2 separate regions of the Homo sapiens genome follow, and region 2 is linked to region 1. A link is a loop called in an ENCODE intact Hi-C map of the cell type or tissue named here. Cell type or tissue: heart right ventricle. All regions are shown on one strand. Links, peaks and the distances in the headings refer to the core of each region. The heading gives the core; the rest is flanking DNA. Region 1 has its middle 160 kb from the start of NUAK1. Region 2 overlaps NUAK1 (NUAK family kinase 1).

What was found. Hi-C counts contacts between places; a loop is a spot of excess contacts. Peaks named below come from ENCODE experiments on the same cell type or tissue, not always from the same donor. Only the 100,000 strongest peaks of a DNase experiment are listed, where the experiment ranks them.
Region 2: it touches region 1 in a loop (2.1-fold over the local background); 2 of 110 quality-filtered maps call a loop at or near these places.

The regions. Positions count from the first base shown.
Region 1 is chr12:105,977,832-105,986,168 of GRCh38, reverse strand. No RefSeq gene overlaps it. Among named protein-coding and RNA genes, the nearest start is that of NUAK1, 160 kb to the left of the region's middle. In heart right ventricle, for the core only: no CTCF peak of the experiment used is centred there; a DNase peak (open chromatin) is centred at 3,896; H3K27ac peaks cover 1,485 bases.
Region 2 is chr12:106,060,747-106,069,083 of GRCh38, reverse strand. It overlaps NUAK1 (NUAK family kinase 1), which reads left to right. Exons shown (of 7, transcript NM_014840.3): 7 at 1,129-5,739. The coding sequence ends at 2,282. Among named protein-coding and RNA genes, the nearest start is that of NUAK1, 74 kb to the left of the region's middle. In heart right ventricle, for the core only: no CTCF peak of the experiment used is centred there; no DNase peak of the experiment used is centred there; H3K27ac peaks cover 5,212 bases.

The DNA of each region.
Region 1 (8,337 bases), core at 57-8,056:
CCACATGAAGTGGGCACTATTATCATCTCATTTTACAGATAGGCAAACTGAGGATCAAGAAGGATCTGTGCCTGGCCACCCAGAGCTGAGCTGTAATCCCAGGTCTGTCCAACTCTTTACTCATGCTCTTCACTTGATGCGACATCACAGACACGTGAGGCTTAGGTTCTAAAATCAGTGCATGGAGCAAAATTCACACACGATGAAAAGTATCCTTGAAAATCTCGTAAGTCTCCTTTAAAGTAAAGTGCGTATCATTTTATTTAGTAATAGATATGTAAAAATGTGTAATATATTTCAGGGCTCTATCACATTGAAAAAATGGATTTCAACACAAGAATCACACTGTGGCATAGTCTGGCTGGATGCTCACAAATTCCATTTGTTTTCTTCTGGGACTCACAGAAAGATTTCCTTTCCTTTTGCAGTTAAACTGGGGCTGGGTGACTGGGCTCTGGCCAATGGAATATGGATAGGAATGATCAAAGTCACTTCTAGGCTTGTCCTTAAATACTTCCGTGATCCTATAGTTCAGAAGCTGGCAAACTATGACCCACTGCCTGTTTTTGTAAATAAAGTTTTATTGTAACATTGTCACGCTCATTGATTTACATACAGCCTATGGCTGTTTTCATGTGCAATAGCAGAGTAGTAGTTGTGACAGTGATGGCATGAACTACCAAGCCTAAATTATTTACTACAAGATGGTCAACCCCTCCTCCAGTACTCTTGTGGTGGATGCTTTGATGGTCACCTGGGTCTCCCTTTAGTGATGAAAAAGTTATTTCCTCATTTGTAGGGAGTGCTGCTGGAAGATGGTCCTCTTCTGCATCCAATGACTTATCAACATAAAGGTTTAATGGCATCATCACCTGGCTCTGACTCAGAACAACTGTGAAAGGCCACCTAGCTCCATAGTTCCCAGAGAGCTGGAAGAAACCATTTTGGGGGATTGCGTGGCAACTCAACCTTTCCCTCTACCCAGTTTTGCATCCTTATCTCCCTTCCACAAGCATTAATCCCCAAAGAACTCCCTAATGAAAGTCCTGCACTCTGACCTCCATCTCAAAGTCTGCTTCTGGGGAATCTGATGAGCGGCAGCTCTCATCCCCTTCCAGGGTGTTTGATAGGGCAGTGTCGCAGATGGAAGGTCTTGGGTCCTCTGAGTACTGCTCAGAGCACAGCCACCAAGAAGAGCCTCTGAATTCACTTCACAGTGTAAGAGGGGGCAGACTATCAGCTTTTATTGTGTTATGCCACTTAGATTTTGGCATTGTTTGTTCCAACAGCTAGTTCTACTTATTTTGATAAACACAGTCATGTGGGGGATAACAATGTCTGGGTCAACAACAAACCGCATGTATGATGATTGTCCCATAAGATTATAATACCGTATTTTTGCAGTACCTTTTCTATGTTTAAATATGTTTAGATACACAAATACTTCTCATTGTGTACAATTGCCTACAGCATTTGGTACCGTCACATGCTATACAGATTAGCAGCCTGGGAGCAATAGGCTAGACCATACAGCCTAGGTATGTAGTAGGCTCTACCATCTAGGTTTGTGTAAGTGCACTCTATCATATATGCATGGCGATGAGTGTGCCAAACGCCCCATTTCTCAGAATGTATCCCCATCATTAAACAACACGACAGTATACTCAGCCAGGCAAGCTACTGATGCAGCGAGAGGCTTGCAGGAACCGAGACTTAACCGTGAGAACCACAGATTCACACACACCATCTCATACTCACTATAGCATCTGCCCTGTGAGTGGGATGGAAGTTCAGGTCACTCAGTCCATGCCCATTATATTGTTCTCTTTCAGTCTGTTTTGTTTTCTGTCTCTCTCAGCACATGGAGCAGAATTCTCTTGTCAAATATAGGCATGATGTGATTGCACCTCTATCCCTGTTTGAGCCCTGACCATCAAAGTAACTTCGAGCAACTTGCATTCTGCAATGGTTGAAGAATGTAGTGTGTGGACGTCTGAGAGGAGGATAAGTGGGGCATCAAATCAAGCCCAGATGTCAGTCTCCCCAACTCCAGCTGTTGGTTGGGACAGAACTCAGAGGAAGAGCCCTCAGTGGGGGTTCCTAGGAGCTGAACAACCCTACTGCTGGCTACCCGCTGGGCGTGGCTGCACTTGTGTCAGCCCCAGTGTAAGAGCATCTGCAGAGGCAGCTGAAGCCCAGCAAGGTCTTTTGTCCCCCACTCCCTCAAAGTCATCCTAGGACACAGGTGTGCATCCCTCACAGCTGACCGACTGAAGATGAATCAGCTTCCCTGAAAGACGTGCCCCACAGGAGTGTGTCAGCTGAAACTCATCTGAAGGAGCCTGATTCCCTCCCTGACCACAGCTAATGAAAATGTTTGGCTCGCCTGGAGAAGAATCTGTGTTATTCTTTAAAGGAACAATGCTAACCACAGATGTACAGCATCTGGCATGTGGCAGATGTTTCCCTGAGTGAGAGGAACAGCAACTGGACCAGCCAGTTCATGAGATACCTTTGGGTCTAGGCATGTATTTTCCTGATTTCAGCTCTGGATTTTGCTTCTCAAAAGTTCAGGGGAAGTCCAAATGCCTCTTCCTATCACATGATATTTTCATAATATGCTCCCTGGCCTCTTATCTTCTATGATTCTCAATGTATATGCTTGAGAAAAAGACCCATACCCTTGTCCCTAGGTCCTTGCTCTTGCTGTTCTCCATGTTTGTTCCGCCATTTCTCTTTTTTATGAGTCAATTTGTTAGGGCTCTTTCCACCGCAAATGAAAGAAACCCAATTTGGACTGGCTTTAAGCAAAAAGCAAAACCGCAAAAAGCAATCCCCAAGCTACAGTTATTGAGTAAAATGTAACTTAAAAATCCAGGACCATTTGACATCAAAGTCAGGTATTGCTGGATTCAGGGATTCCAGTGATTTTTCTAGGACCTGGTTTTGTCCATTTCTCCATGTCTAGACTATGTTTTCTTCCTTATTGGCTTCAGTTTCAGGCAGGCACTGGATGATCTGTCCCTGGCTGCTTCAGGCTACCAGGTTAGCAACTTTATAGAAAGAGATTGCTTCTTTTGCAATAGTCCTGGGGATGGGACTGATTAGGCCATCTTGGGACACAAACATGTTCATCCATGAGCTAATCACAGTAGTCAAGGGGATGAGATTCCCATGATTTTCCATGCCTGGGTTCCCTGCTCATTCTTAGGGCCATGCAATGGGGTCTTTCCCCAAAGGGTATCAGGATCCTATTATGAGAATGAGGGTGAATGGATGTGGCACAAGAAGAATCAACAGATATAATTCATAGTCTGCTTCTCAAGGTCAAGTTCATCTTAGGCCTTTCTGTAACTCTGACCTTCCCATGGAGGTTTTCCTGGTGACCTCAGTCCATGTCCCCTTCTCTGTTCACTGTAGCACTTCATTGATGAATGTAGGATTGTACATACCTCCTCTGCCTTGCTGGTTGTGTCTGGAGGGACTTCCTGGGCAGTAGAGGACATGGAGTGGGATGTGGTTAGAATATGAAAGGCAAAAGTCACCTTGTATTTCCTTTCTTCATTTGAAACACAGTGAAATAAAATGGAAACAAGAAAGCTTTGAATTGGGAAAAAAAATTCAACAGTTAACAGGCAGTTTAGGGTAGGGAAGAAATGGGTCTTGGTAGCAAGGACTGGTGGGTGATACCGCATGTGTATGACTGCTTCTCCACCTCAGGCTCCCCAGTAGCTGCCTCCGCCTTCAGGTAGAATGCCAAGGTTTGCATACTTTGGGGCCAGCTGGGTGCTTATTTCGTCTGTGCAAATCATTGAGCGTTTGGTGGCCAGTGCTTTCTGCCTTATATTTCTCTCACACAACACTGTGTGGCTGGCACTTTGCTGAGTGCCTAATAATTACTCAACAAGTTTTTGTTGAGGGAAATCGTGTTGTGCCTGCCAGCACTCAAGCCGGCAGTCAAGAGGTCTGGGTTGTAATCAAGCCTCTTGACCTTGACCAGGCTAAGTAGCTGTGCAGAAAAGCACTGAGCAGGATACCAGCTATTTTTATCTAGTGTTTCTAGATCACAATAGTTACATTCCGGTTCACTTGCAGTGACCCTGTGACATAACCCAAATGCTGCAGGGTAAGGCTGTCGAGGTCAAATCTAAAGCAAAAATTGGGTATAATCGAAATGTCCCTGGAACCTCCTATAAATCATCCATAAAGTAGAGTTTAAAAAGTTTTCGGATTACAGCCAAATGCAGTAATACTTGTAAATTATGTGGGATGGATATAGTAACACATTGCATATTATTTAGTGAGAGCATATATTCTACAGTGCAATATTGAAGTATACCTTTATGGGTTCAGTACAAGATTCTCACAAACAGGAAGTTAGAGAAGAGCAACTCCGCATATCTGGCTTTGGTATTACTCTGGGGCACAGATGCCTGGAGTGGATTATCAAGCAACATCTTCAGTACTAATTAAATCATTATTTTAAATTGTTATTTTTCTTTCTCTCTCTTTGCTTTTTACTGAATGCAAATGAATGGATTTATGTAAATTAACTGTGCAATGAATTTTCCCTAGTCTTATTCAATTAAAAATGTTGATTATAGATTCAGAAGGTGCCAGGCACTGGGCTGGGTGTGGGGACTTCAGCAATGAATAGAATGGGCGTGGTTTCTGGCCTAACGGAACTTAATAGTCTTTTCAAATTGTTTTACAAATGAAGAAACTGAAGTTCGATAGAGGTAACTGCCAAATATTACACAGCCATTGAAGAGCAGGGCTGGAATTTGAATCCAGATCTTCTGACTTTAACTCTGAACTTTTCCCAGCTACTCTCTGCTGGCTTCCATGGTAAGTCAAGTCACTTCCAAAGTCAAGGCCAGAGGCCTGGAGTTCATTACTAAAGAAAAAGGCCGCTGGGACTGGCCATTTGCCTTGGCACTGGGATTTGGAATTGAGTTCATATTTGCTGTTGAATCGTTCCCTTCAGTAATGGGATAGCTTGGAATGGAATGGTAACGAGAGCCCTGTTTGCTCCAGAGGGCCCACTCCCTGTCCTGCCCACCAGCCATAGTGGTTGACCACCCTCTTTAAGCCCTCTATTGATTACAAAGAGTCAATTTCTTTCTGATGCAAATGGCTGAGCTCAGGGCAGTTAGAGCTGAGCCATGGCCCCTCAAATTACTGCCTTCCGGACTAAATATGTCAGGCAGCCTTCCCGAGGGTCCTTGTCATGGACAAAGAGACTGGTTCCGGGCTTGCATCTCCCTGCTTTGGTATCTGATGTGTGTACATTCCTTCCTCATGTGTACCCGCAAGTGGCCCAAGAACCAGGGTGCCCCCCTCTCCAAAGAGCCCCAGCTCTCTGTGAGCCTCTCAGGCCCCATCCTTGGAGGAGGAGGCTGCCAGCAAGACCCATCCAGAGCTTGCGGTTTGCCCTGGCCCTCAATGTGCTGACCCAGCCCACCACAGGGTGGTGGCGCCAGGCCTGGGCTCCTCCTCAACTGGGCAGAGCCATCTGGATGAGTTAAAGAATCATCTTCATCTTGAAAACAGTGGCAACTCCTGTCCTGTGACCCTGAGCCAGGGCAGATTTTGCATCGTCTGCTCTGTTTCATTAAGGACAAGTTTTCAGGGAGCAGATGCTTGAGTTAGAATTGATTCCTTTCTATTGCTCCTGTCAGAAAGACAGAAATAAAACATTTAATCTAAGGAAAGTTGGCTTCTCACACAGACTTGTGGATTTGCCCTTTGGAGAAATGTCACTAATGGCATTTTAATCATGCTTTATGTGCCTGGAGACCAGTAATGAGAAGAACTTCTTATTTACCAAAGCAACTGCTAGCCCCTTAATGATGGGCTAAGTATCAGCTACTGGCAGGATATGTAGTGGGGAAGTGCTGTGTAATTACCAGGCAAATTCATCATTATTTCTGTCTTATAAACCAGAATATGTGTTAAATAATACTTTAGGGCCACTGAAGGTAATTATGGAGCCCCATCTCTGTAAGAACATGTAATTATCTTACGGTTGCCCTGTGTTTACTGAGCAAATCTATGCAATTATTATCTAAAGCCCAAATCCTGCCCTCAGAGCCACAAAAGTGCACCCAAGGGCAGGTCTGCCGCATGTGCACCGGGTCACAAAGGACTGGGGCCTCCACTTCCCAAATTTCAGCTTTGCCTTCATCCCTGGACTCAAAAAGCCACAAGTGAGGCTTTGTGAAATGGGTTGTTTCTGTTTTTGCATCTCCCTGCCCCAATCCATCTCAGCCCCTGCACTGGCCTCCCAGTTTTGCGTGCTTAATAGATCCATGGGTCCCCACCACTTGGCATGCTGAGACCTCAGCATCTGGTGACAGTGGGTTCAGCTCAACAGTTCAAGCCTTTTTTAAGGCTCACCTTGTGTCAGGAATGGGGCTGGGCTCTGAAGACAAGGAACTGAACAGGACATGGCCCCTGCTTTAGAGCGCCCAGGTGGGAGGGGTGGACAGGTGTAAGGCATGGTAGGTTTGGCATGGCAGAGACTGCATAGGGTCAAAGTCAAGAGCATGGCCTCTAGAGCCAGATTGCCTGGGCTTCAGATTCACTTATGCAAAATGGGGTTATCAAAGGGCTTTCATCATAGACCATTTTGTGTTACGTTCAGCCAGTGCTTAGAATGGTCAGTGCTTAGAACTCAGCTGATGCAAGTGGCTGAGCCCAGGGCAGTTAGAGCCATGGGCCCTTAAATTACTGCCTTCAGGACTAAATATGTCAGGCAGCTTTCCTGAGGGCCCTTGTCAAAGACAAGGGGCTGATGATTCTGGGCTTGCATCTCCCTAGTTCAGTATCTGATGAGTGTGGCACAGCCAGGTTATGTGGTACACAGTTTGCTATTATTATAATGTGGTAAACATGGGTAGAAAGCCCATCCAAACTGTTCAGCCCTCAAAGGCCACCATGAGATAAAACCTTCCCTGCTCCTGCCCAAGAGAAGCCTTCTCTTTCTGCTCCGAGCTGACGGAGCACCTCATCCCAGAAGTCTCTTAGGCTGTTAGCCTTTTCTAGCAGGCACTGTGTTAACTGATGTTGATCTCTGACCTCCCTTATGGAGCTGTTTGAGTTCTGGGTCTGAGCTTTATTCATCTTTATGTCCCTAACACCAAGCGTAGGGCCAGAGGCACAGTAGGCACCCATGACATGTTTGTTGAATGAATAGCAGTCACTCAATAAACACTCCTTAAAAAAAAGGGATCCTTTCGAAGGCCTATTTGACCACGTGGCCAAGGCAGTGAGCCAAAACCACAGATTTTACTTTGTTTTCACTAATGTGGGTACATGTGGGGGAATTGGGTTTTGAAAGGCTTGCAGAAGAGATTTCTTTACCACTCAGATGGGTGAACAAAAAGCTAATTAATTAAAAACAAAGAAAGGCCCTAAGCAGTAGGCTTCTTTCTGCTCACTTGGTATTGATGGGTTGACATTTGACCATGAGGTTGGGTCTCTGAGCAGGACCCCAGATTCTTTTTTCCAGCAACCCCAGGCCTGAGCTGGCCCTGGTGAGCTATGGAGCTGAAAGCAGTATTGTTAATGGCTTTTGTACAGGAGGTCTTCCAGCTGGTCCCGGGTCACCACACTTCACTGTTTGTATGTGTGTTCTTAAGCTGGGGCCCTTAGTATTAGCAAAAGATTAGATTTTTCTTTCTTCATCACCAACTGTTCCTCTCCCACCCGCTTCCCCCACATCCTCCATCCTTTTCATTCCTGCAGTCTCAGAATCTCTCTTGGTGAATGTTAATGAGGCTGAACACAGGCTGGGAGGTCAGTGCCCTGTGCTTCTTCTGGAAGGCGTCCTGTCTCTGGTAGATTCTCAAATTTGATAATAGAAACAAGAACTAAATAGATATATTTACCATTTCAAATAACTTTCCCACACCTTTTATCTTTTAGTCTGACCAAGAAGACTATGTGGCAGGCATTTCTATTAGTCCCATTTTATAGTTAAGAAATGTAAGGCTCAGGGTGGTAAGTGATGTGTGCATTACACAACCAGGGGATGCTAGAAGAGCATTTTCTACCTTCTAACTCTGTTCTTTCTACTACACCACACTGCCTGTGATGCTCTGAAAGACACAGAAAAGCCTACCTATTAGCTATTAGGCTAAGGACATTTTAAATGAAATGCAGTTCCAGTTGTAAGCACACATTGTCATGGCATTTTAGAACTTTGTGAATGATAGCATCTGGTCATTTCTTGGGTTTGACAGTAGGCTACATGAGGGTGAGCTGGAGGTCAGTAAGAAGCACATTAACACAAAAGCTAAATGTCTACAAAGTGATTCACCCAACTCCAGTCCA
Region 2 (8,337 bases), core at 140-8,139, 83 kb before region 1:
ATCTCTCTCTCTATATATAATTTTTTCAACAAGCCAGCCTGTTCTTTTTGGAAAAATTCAGAGTGACCTCTAAAGTGGTCTTCTTTGCCTCACCAGCTAACTGATGCCAATGCGGTTCCTGGCACATTGTAGGCGTTCAAGAAATACTTATTGAATGACTGAGGATGATCATCTTGGTACTTTTCAGGGGTGTTTCTTGCCCCAGTCCCTATTACCAGGCCTTTGCCAGCTTCTCATTCGCTTACATAAGCAGCTGAGGGGAGGTGGCAGCTTCCAAGAATATAATTCACCCCAATTGGGGGAACACAGTTTGAACCTAAAAGTCAGTTTATAAGCTGTGAGAGTCAGTTGGTTCCTGTGGCCTTCTCAGCATCCCTTTAGGGGTTTTCCCTAATTCTCTGGCAGCAGAAATTTGCAGGTAGAATTTCCAGACAGGCTGTGAATGGGAAGCAGATATAGATCACTTCTCTGATCTGATAGCTCAGTAGAAGATGGCTTATGTCAGAGAGGGAAAGAAGGCAAGCTCACTGAGTGTTGGTCTCAGAACCTGGCCTGGACCTTGGGGCGAGGCCAGCTTTGGAGATGGCCACGCTTACTGCCCAGGTGTTCCAGGTAAGTGCCTCTGAGCCACACTCCATGTTCTGTCTCTGGCATGCTTTCCCAGTGACTGCAGGTGCTGTGTGTTTATACAAGCCCACCTTTGGAGGAATAAAGAAAGCCATGGTTATCTACACCTGTTTTTCCTCTGGTAAAATGATATTCGCCAAAGGAATGGTGGGGCACCTCTCAGGGTCAAGTCTGGATTCTTTCTTGGTTACCTGACCTTCCACATTTTCTAAAGATTCAAGATGATGAAAAGCTTAGTAGTTCTATGACATTTTCTCACTTACAGGGAAAACATGCCATGATGTGATGGCACCCTGGCCTGTGGTTCCAAGTCTTGATTATGCTTTTGATGGATGATCTGAAAGGCTGGGGCTTCCTGCTCCATAATGTGGCTGGACCAGGTCTCCAGATGGATTTGTCCTAGAGGGAGTGTGTGTCTTTCGTCACTCCTGGAGGGTCCCACTATCACAAAGCCAGAAGCTCCCACATAATGCCCGATTCTTTTTGTCCCTTGTCCCTTAGATGCTCGAGGACTCATACGGTGGATGCTGATGGTGAACCCCGATCGCCGGGCCACTATTGAGGACATTGCCAACCACTGGTGGGTGAACTGGGGCTATAAGAGCAGCGTGTGTGACTGTGATGCCCTCCATGACTCTGAGTCCCCACTCCTGGCTCGGATCATTGACTGGCACCACCGTTCCACAGGGCTGCAGGCTGACACCGAAGCCAAAATGAAGGGCCTGGCCAAACCCACGACCTCTGAGGTCATGCTAGAGCGGCAGCGGTCGCTGAAGAAATCCAAGAAAGAGAATGACTTTGCTCAGTCTGGTCAGGATGCAGTGCCTGAAAGCCCATCCAAGTTGAGTTCTAAGAGGCCCAAGGGGATCCTGAAGAAGCGAAGCAACAGCGAGCATCGCTCTCACAGCACTGGCTTCATTGAAGGTGTAGTTGGTCCTGCCTTACCCTCTACTTTCAAGATGGAGCAGGACTTGTGCAGGACTGGCGTGCTCCTCCCAAGCTCACCAGAGGCAGAGGTGCCGGGAAAACTCAGCCCCAAGCAGTCGGCCACGATGCCCAAGAAAGGCATCTTGAAAAAGACCCAGCAGAGAGAATCAGGTTACTACTCTTCCCCAGAGCGCAGTGAGTCTTCGGAGCTGTTGGACAGTAATGATGTGATGGGCAGCAGCATCCCCTCCCCCAGCCCCCCGGACCCAGCCAGGGTAACCTCCCACAGCCTCTCCTGCCGGAGGAAGGGCATCTTGAAACACAGCAGCAAATACTCAGCGGGCACCATGGACCCAGCCCTGGTCAGCCCTGAAATGCCCACACTGGAATCCCTGTCAGAGCCTGGTGTCCCTGCCGAGGGCCTCTCCCGGAGCTACAGCCGCCCTTCCAGTGTCATCAGCGATGACAGCGTGCTGTCCAGCGACTCTTTTGACTTGCTGGATTTGCAGGAGAATCGCCCTGCCCGCCAGCGCATCCGCAGCTGCGTCTCTGCAGAAAACTTCCTCCAGATCCAGGACTTTGAGGGGCTCCAGAACCGGCCCCGGCCCCAGTACCTGAAGCGGTACCGGAACCGGCTGGCAGACAGCAGCTTCTCCCTCCTCACAGACATGGATGATGTGACTCAGGTCTACAAGCAAGCGCTGGAGATCTGCAGCAAGCTCAACTAGCATTCCAGGGCGCCCAGGGGCGGGCGGGGGTACGAGGGAGGAAGGGGAGCAAGACTTGGGCTCACAGGCTGGTTACCTCTTTGCTGGCTGTGACAACAGACTGAAAAAGGATTGGCACTGTCTCACTTGGCCAAGTTTGCAGCCTTGAGCCAACACCTAAAAGGGAGAGGTGGGCTCTTCTGCCAGTTCTGTCAATTGTCAGTCAGAATTTGGGCCCTGTTTGGCATTTGCTTTATGGCACCTCCTAGAGGACCAGCTGTCCAGGGGAGGTGGTATTGACCGGCACTCAGTGGGTGGAGAGGAAGCATATGTGGAAGGAGCATTTCCTTAGAAGTCATCCAGATGCTTCTGGAGGAGGGGCAGGAGACACTTGGGCTGTTTGCCTTGGGTGAGCCCAAAGAACTTGCCCCTTTTCTCCTTGTATTAGCAAGCTAGGTCTGGCTGCGTGGAGCTGGCAAGTAGATTTCAGCAACTTGAGCTTGAGTTGACGATCAATTAATAGTGGCTGCCAGTTGTGCTGGCGTAAGTGGCCCACATCATGGGGAAGGAGTGCTGTGATTGACTAGTAATGGCTACCACGGGAAAGGGAAGGGGAAGCAGTAGCACTAATGCTATGTAGTTGTCATCTTTGATCTGGCTAGGCCCTGGGAATCGGGTTTAGTCATCCTGTGGGATCTATGTTAACTCTTTCATGCCACTGGTGAGGCATTTGTTAATTTGCTACTCAACTTTGAGGAAAGACAGGGCCTTGGTCAGAGAGAGAATGCTCTGAACTCTGCTAAGGACATAGAGTCAGCCCATGGTGATTTAGCTCCTTGCTGTTCACCTCCTCTTTCCTGATGTCTGCCTTGCTCTACAGCACAACCTCTTGAGGGTGGACAGGGAGAAAGATGATGGTGTCAGAGGTCAAAACTATTATATATGACAGGGCACAAGATGGTCTGTGATCTTTGCACAGATGAATGGAAGTTGATGCACACCAACAAGAGGCAACTTGTCACTTTCTTTCTCAATATTAACTGGAATGCTGCCTCTTGGGTTCTCACCTGCATGGATGCTTTGAGTTGGACGTGATACTGTCCATATTCTCCAGAGGATTACCTGGCTGAACCATTGGCTCTGTTCACCAGTGACAGATGGTTTCCCCATCCACTGAGTGTAGCATCCTCAGAGGTAGGCAAGTTTGCTTCTAGGGAGTTAGCATGTAGATGGGATATTGGGATGAGGAAAGGAAAATCAGGTAGATGGTGCTTTTTTTCCCCCAAATCTAAGTATTCTATGTCATGGTTTTAAACTTTGCCATGAACTCCTGGGCTTTGGGGGAAGAGAAAGTTCCATTCATTTAAATGAATAAGGTGTTGAAAGAGTGCAGGGGGTTGGGAGGAAGCATGTAAGAGAGGGAACATTTCCTTAGATGTTACCCAGATGGTTCTGGGGGAGACAGAAAAGAGGTGCGGCAGGACTCTTATCTTAAAAAGTAAACAAAACAAAACAAAACAAAACAAAAAACTAGATATGTAATTTCTAAACACCCAGATCACAATGACAAGATGCCACTCCAACCATGGGACACCTTCATGATACTAGGTTTGTACTTCCTGGTCTCTGGGATGACTTCAGATTCTGCTGGCCAAGGCAAATTGAACTCAGTTCAAGATGGCCACCACTGGTAGACGTGTAGATAGAAAAGAGGACTGGTCTTGGGAACATCTTTGGAAAAACCAACAAACAATAGTTCTAGGGAGATGAGAAAAAAATTCACCTTACAGTGCTAAGAAAGTGCATTAGAATGGAATTGCCCTTTCCTTAAGGAGACAGTTTGGGCTCTCCCCTTGCCACCGGCTCTGGTGTTTTGGCTTATGCGTTCCTTCAGGTTGAGCTGAGCAGTGTGTTATGGGAAGCTGCTCAATTTCCTTTCATTCAATTCCACCTCCTTCCTGAACTCTAATAGAGGTTAAAAGGGAAAAAAAAAATTCTGTAGATAGCAAATTGTGTGTGTGGGGGGGGGTGGGGGTGTGGGTGCATGGAGGACAACCTGCAACTCTGAGCTCCCTACTTCCTGCCTCATTTCATGCAGTCTTTTCTGAACAGCCTATGCTGCTGCCCTGCTGGCCCCTTGTGCACGGCAGCTGGCCGTGTCCGTAGCTGTCAGTATGACTTAGATCTAGCTCCTACCTACTGGTTGATGTGTTTTTTCCTTTTGCCAAGTGATTGAGTCTGTTTAGTAGTTTCCATCATTCTAGTCTTTAAGTAAAAATGACACTATTGAGGAAAGTCAGTCTACTCCCTTCTTCCTCCCCCCAAACACGTGTTCTCTTTTGTCAGGAAACTCAGCCAGTGGACTGTGGCAGAGAAAGTCCTCCACTCAGAGGCAGAGACTGAGTTAAGTCATAGGTGGCCTTAGGCATCTGCATTGTTTGCAGGGGTTAAGTTTTCCTTCCAGTGAGGGCTGGAGGGATGAATTAGCTGGTACCTGAAGCCCCGCTTAGCTCTGACACTCTGCCAACATCCTCTGATTCTAGGTGTGGTGTTGACTGTCCTTTCAAGGAAAAACTTGCAATAGAGGGAAAAGCCATTAAAGCAGCTCCCTGCTTCATCATTAAGTCCTGTCATCCCTACCAGCCAATCCCAGTCAAAGAAGTTATGCTTTATTCACTTCTGTGGAATTACAAGTGAGAGACACTTTTAGGACCTGATGGACAAAGCAGGAGATTCACTGTCAGCTTTCCTGGTCCTCTCCTTACTTCTGTGGGCCTTGCACCGTCTTAGTTTACACATCTGCCAAAGGGGTAGAATTACACTTCTTTTTACAGGTAAATGTCAAGGCACAATCAGTTTTCAGGAAGTGCTTCAAGACCCCAGGTGAAATGAAAATGCTAAGTACCCTCTGAATGGCCATGCCTGTTACCAGGTGCTGCTTCTTCAGATGATGGGGAGCACTTTTCAGGGTGAAATTCAGGCGAGTTTTGCCCAGGCCTGCTGTCTTGAGTACAAATGTGAATGATCGACTGACTGCTTGTTGCCAAACTGGAAATGTTCTGTAGGGATTTACTGGCATGGTATCATTCCTAGAAGAAAAAAAGAGAGAAACTTGACTGCACATTAAAAAAAAAAAAAAATCCACATTGTGACTTTTATTTAATTTCTATTTTTTTTGGTAATAAAAAGTTGACTTTTTTATTTGAATTTGTCTTTTTTATTTATTGGTCTGAAAGGCATTTCAAAGGTATTATAATAATATATTGGTGTAATTTAATTGGTGCAACATGCTTTATGGCTCCTGTCAAAATTGGTTTTCACTCATTTGATTGGTTTGAGCCCAGAACAGCCTACAGGGGAAAAACAAGCTGGATAACCACCCAAAGTGTTTGTATTTTCGTTGGAAACTGATTTTTGTTTCATTTTGGTTTTTGTTTCTGTTTTTATTTTTAAATTAAATAAATTGCAATGAACTGAACCAGAGACCTTGCTTCTTTATTTGGTGGTTTTTTCTTAGTCAAGTAAGTGACAGAATCAATATAAGTAACAGAGACCTACCCAAATGAGCTTAAGCACAAAAGGGAATTTATTCGAAGTTCTTAGAAGAGGAAATGCATCTTGCAGTGCCGCTGGAATTAAGAATTGGAGTGGTGGATTGAAGAGGACAGTATACCCTCTTTTCTGCTTCTCTTTGCATATCAGCTTTCTTCTCCTTTTATAGCCTGGCTTTCTTCTCTCTGATTGTGGAACCCACCTTGGCTTATCCCGTAGCTTCCAAATTTACATGTTCTCAGTCTTGGTTTCCAAAAGAGACTACTCACCAGGTTCCTTAGTTCTGAACTGGAGACGTCATCAAAGGCTAACACTCAGCCACGCTCTTTCTCCACATTTCAGTTTCCTGTGCCTGCCCTTTCCCTAGGCACTCCCCTCTATCCCAAGGGCAGGAAGTTGCTAATCTGATTGGGATTAATCAGAGTCCAAGATCAGTGGGTCACGATTTCCTAATGGGGAAGGCCACTCACGGCTCTGCCTAGAATGACAGTATCTTGAGTCCCATTTTGCCACTGTTTCTTGTGTAAATAGACCCTCCAGAAAGCTCTTGGAAGGAGAGGTGCATCATAGAGCAAGATTGAAGAGTTCCTGGATCCTGGCCATAATATCAGGTGACATCAAACCCTACCCTAGTATCAAACATTAGAGAGTGATGCTGTGCACAGAATAGTAGTGTTTTAGGATCCATGCCAGAAAAGTCTGACTTTCCAAAGAAATTACAACTTGCACCCCTTTTCTAGTTTACTGGAAGAACATCTGATGTAGCATTGTCACATTTAGCAAATAAAACTACAGAATGCCTAGTTACATTTGAACTTCACATATACTATGAATAATTTTTCAATATAAGTGTGTTCCAGACAATATTTGGGTCATGCTTATACTAAAAAAAAAAAAAAAAGAAATTCAAATTTAACTGAGCATACTGTATACTATCTGGCAACCTAACCTGATAGGGCTTAGTTGTCCAAATTGACCAGGTGCTGGGTGTGGTAGGAGGTTGGGGAATGGATGCTTATAATTGTGGCTTGCCAAATTAGAACACGTTGGTGCCTCTCAGGTTGGGCTGAGGTTGGAAGAATTCCAAGTTCAGTCTGGACTTGATAATTGCAATTAAGTTGCTACACCTTTTTGGAACTCAGCTTTCTCAGCTGTCTAATGGGTATATTAATTGCTCTCTTATCCAACTCTAACAGGGCTACGAAAAAGAAGGAATGAGAGAAATTCTATGAAGTCACCTTGAGTATAAAACTCAATATGAATGAGAAACAATAGTCCTTTCTTTGCAGGGCAATAGTCACTGACTTAAAATAGGACATTTAAAGGCCTGTGGGCTTTTAATTCTTGCTTCAACCCCTGCCACCACTAGCAAATGGGCAGTAAGTTGCAGTTAGAGGGGCTGTAGGTCATTTGTGGAGTACGTTTACTTAGAAGTGTGACCCTTGGAAAATACATAATTCTGTATCCAGGCAGAAAGAATAGCCTGTGCATGGCCTAGAGGCTGGACCAAATGTGACATAGTAAGGGTAGTGAAAAAATAGGGGTGACTGTAGTGGCAGCAGTTGACATGTTGACAACTGTTGTGGGGTTAATGGGCAGTGGTCACTTTAAGGAGGAAAGTTGAGAGAACTAACATGTATTTAACTTCTACGTAATGCCCACTCCATCTTTATTCAGTAGCAAATGGCAGAAATCCACTCAGACCATATTAAGTAATGATTAATTTACTGCTTCATGGAACCGAGAAGCCCAAGTGTGTGTCTCAGGCACAGTTGGATCCAGGAGTTCAAGGGATCTCATTGGCCTCTTTTTCACTCACTCTCCCTGGATGAGGCTTTATTCTTAGGCAGGCCCTCTCCACATGGCAGCAAGACAGCTCCTGGCCAAAGCAGGGTTATGACGCTTTTTTAGAGTGTGATCCTCAAACCAGAGAGGTTCTTAATGTCCTAGCATTTAGGGAACAAGGAAGGACTGTGATTGGCTTTGTTTGGGTCATGTGTCTCCTCCTGGCCCATCACAGAGTCTGGGTGGAGAAGTGCTCTGATTGGCCAGCCTGGATCATGTACGCACCTTGTGGTATATTTAAATGACACGGAATCACACAGAATGTGGGAGAACAGCTCCCCAAAGGAAGGAATGCAGAGCCAACGATGTTAGTTACACTTTTTGGGCCTCAATTTCCTCACCCATATAATAGCATTAAATAATCGCTAATTTTCAGAGTTATTGTGAAGATTAAATGAAATAAAGTTCCTAACGTGGTGCCTGGCACATAGTGGATTTTTAATTTATACAGATAATCTCAGGGAAGACAACAGTAGTAATACATTAGAGAGAAGATATATTTGTTAGGAAGATTTTAGATGTAAAATCAGCTATAATATCAGAAAATTCAGCTGAAATTGGCTTAAACACTACAAGGGCTTTATCAGCTCATACACCTGGAATTCTAGAGGTTGGGGAGTTTCCCAGTTACTTGGGTCTAGTGAAAGAAGTTACATACACACCCCCCACAATTACATAT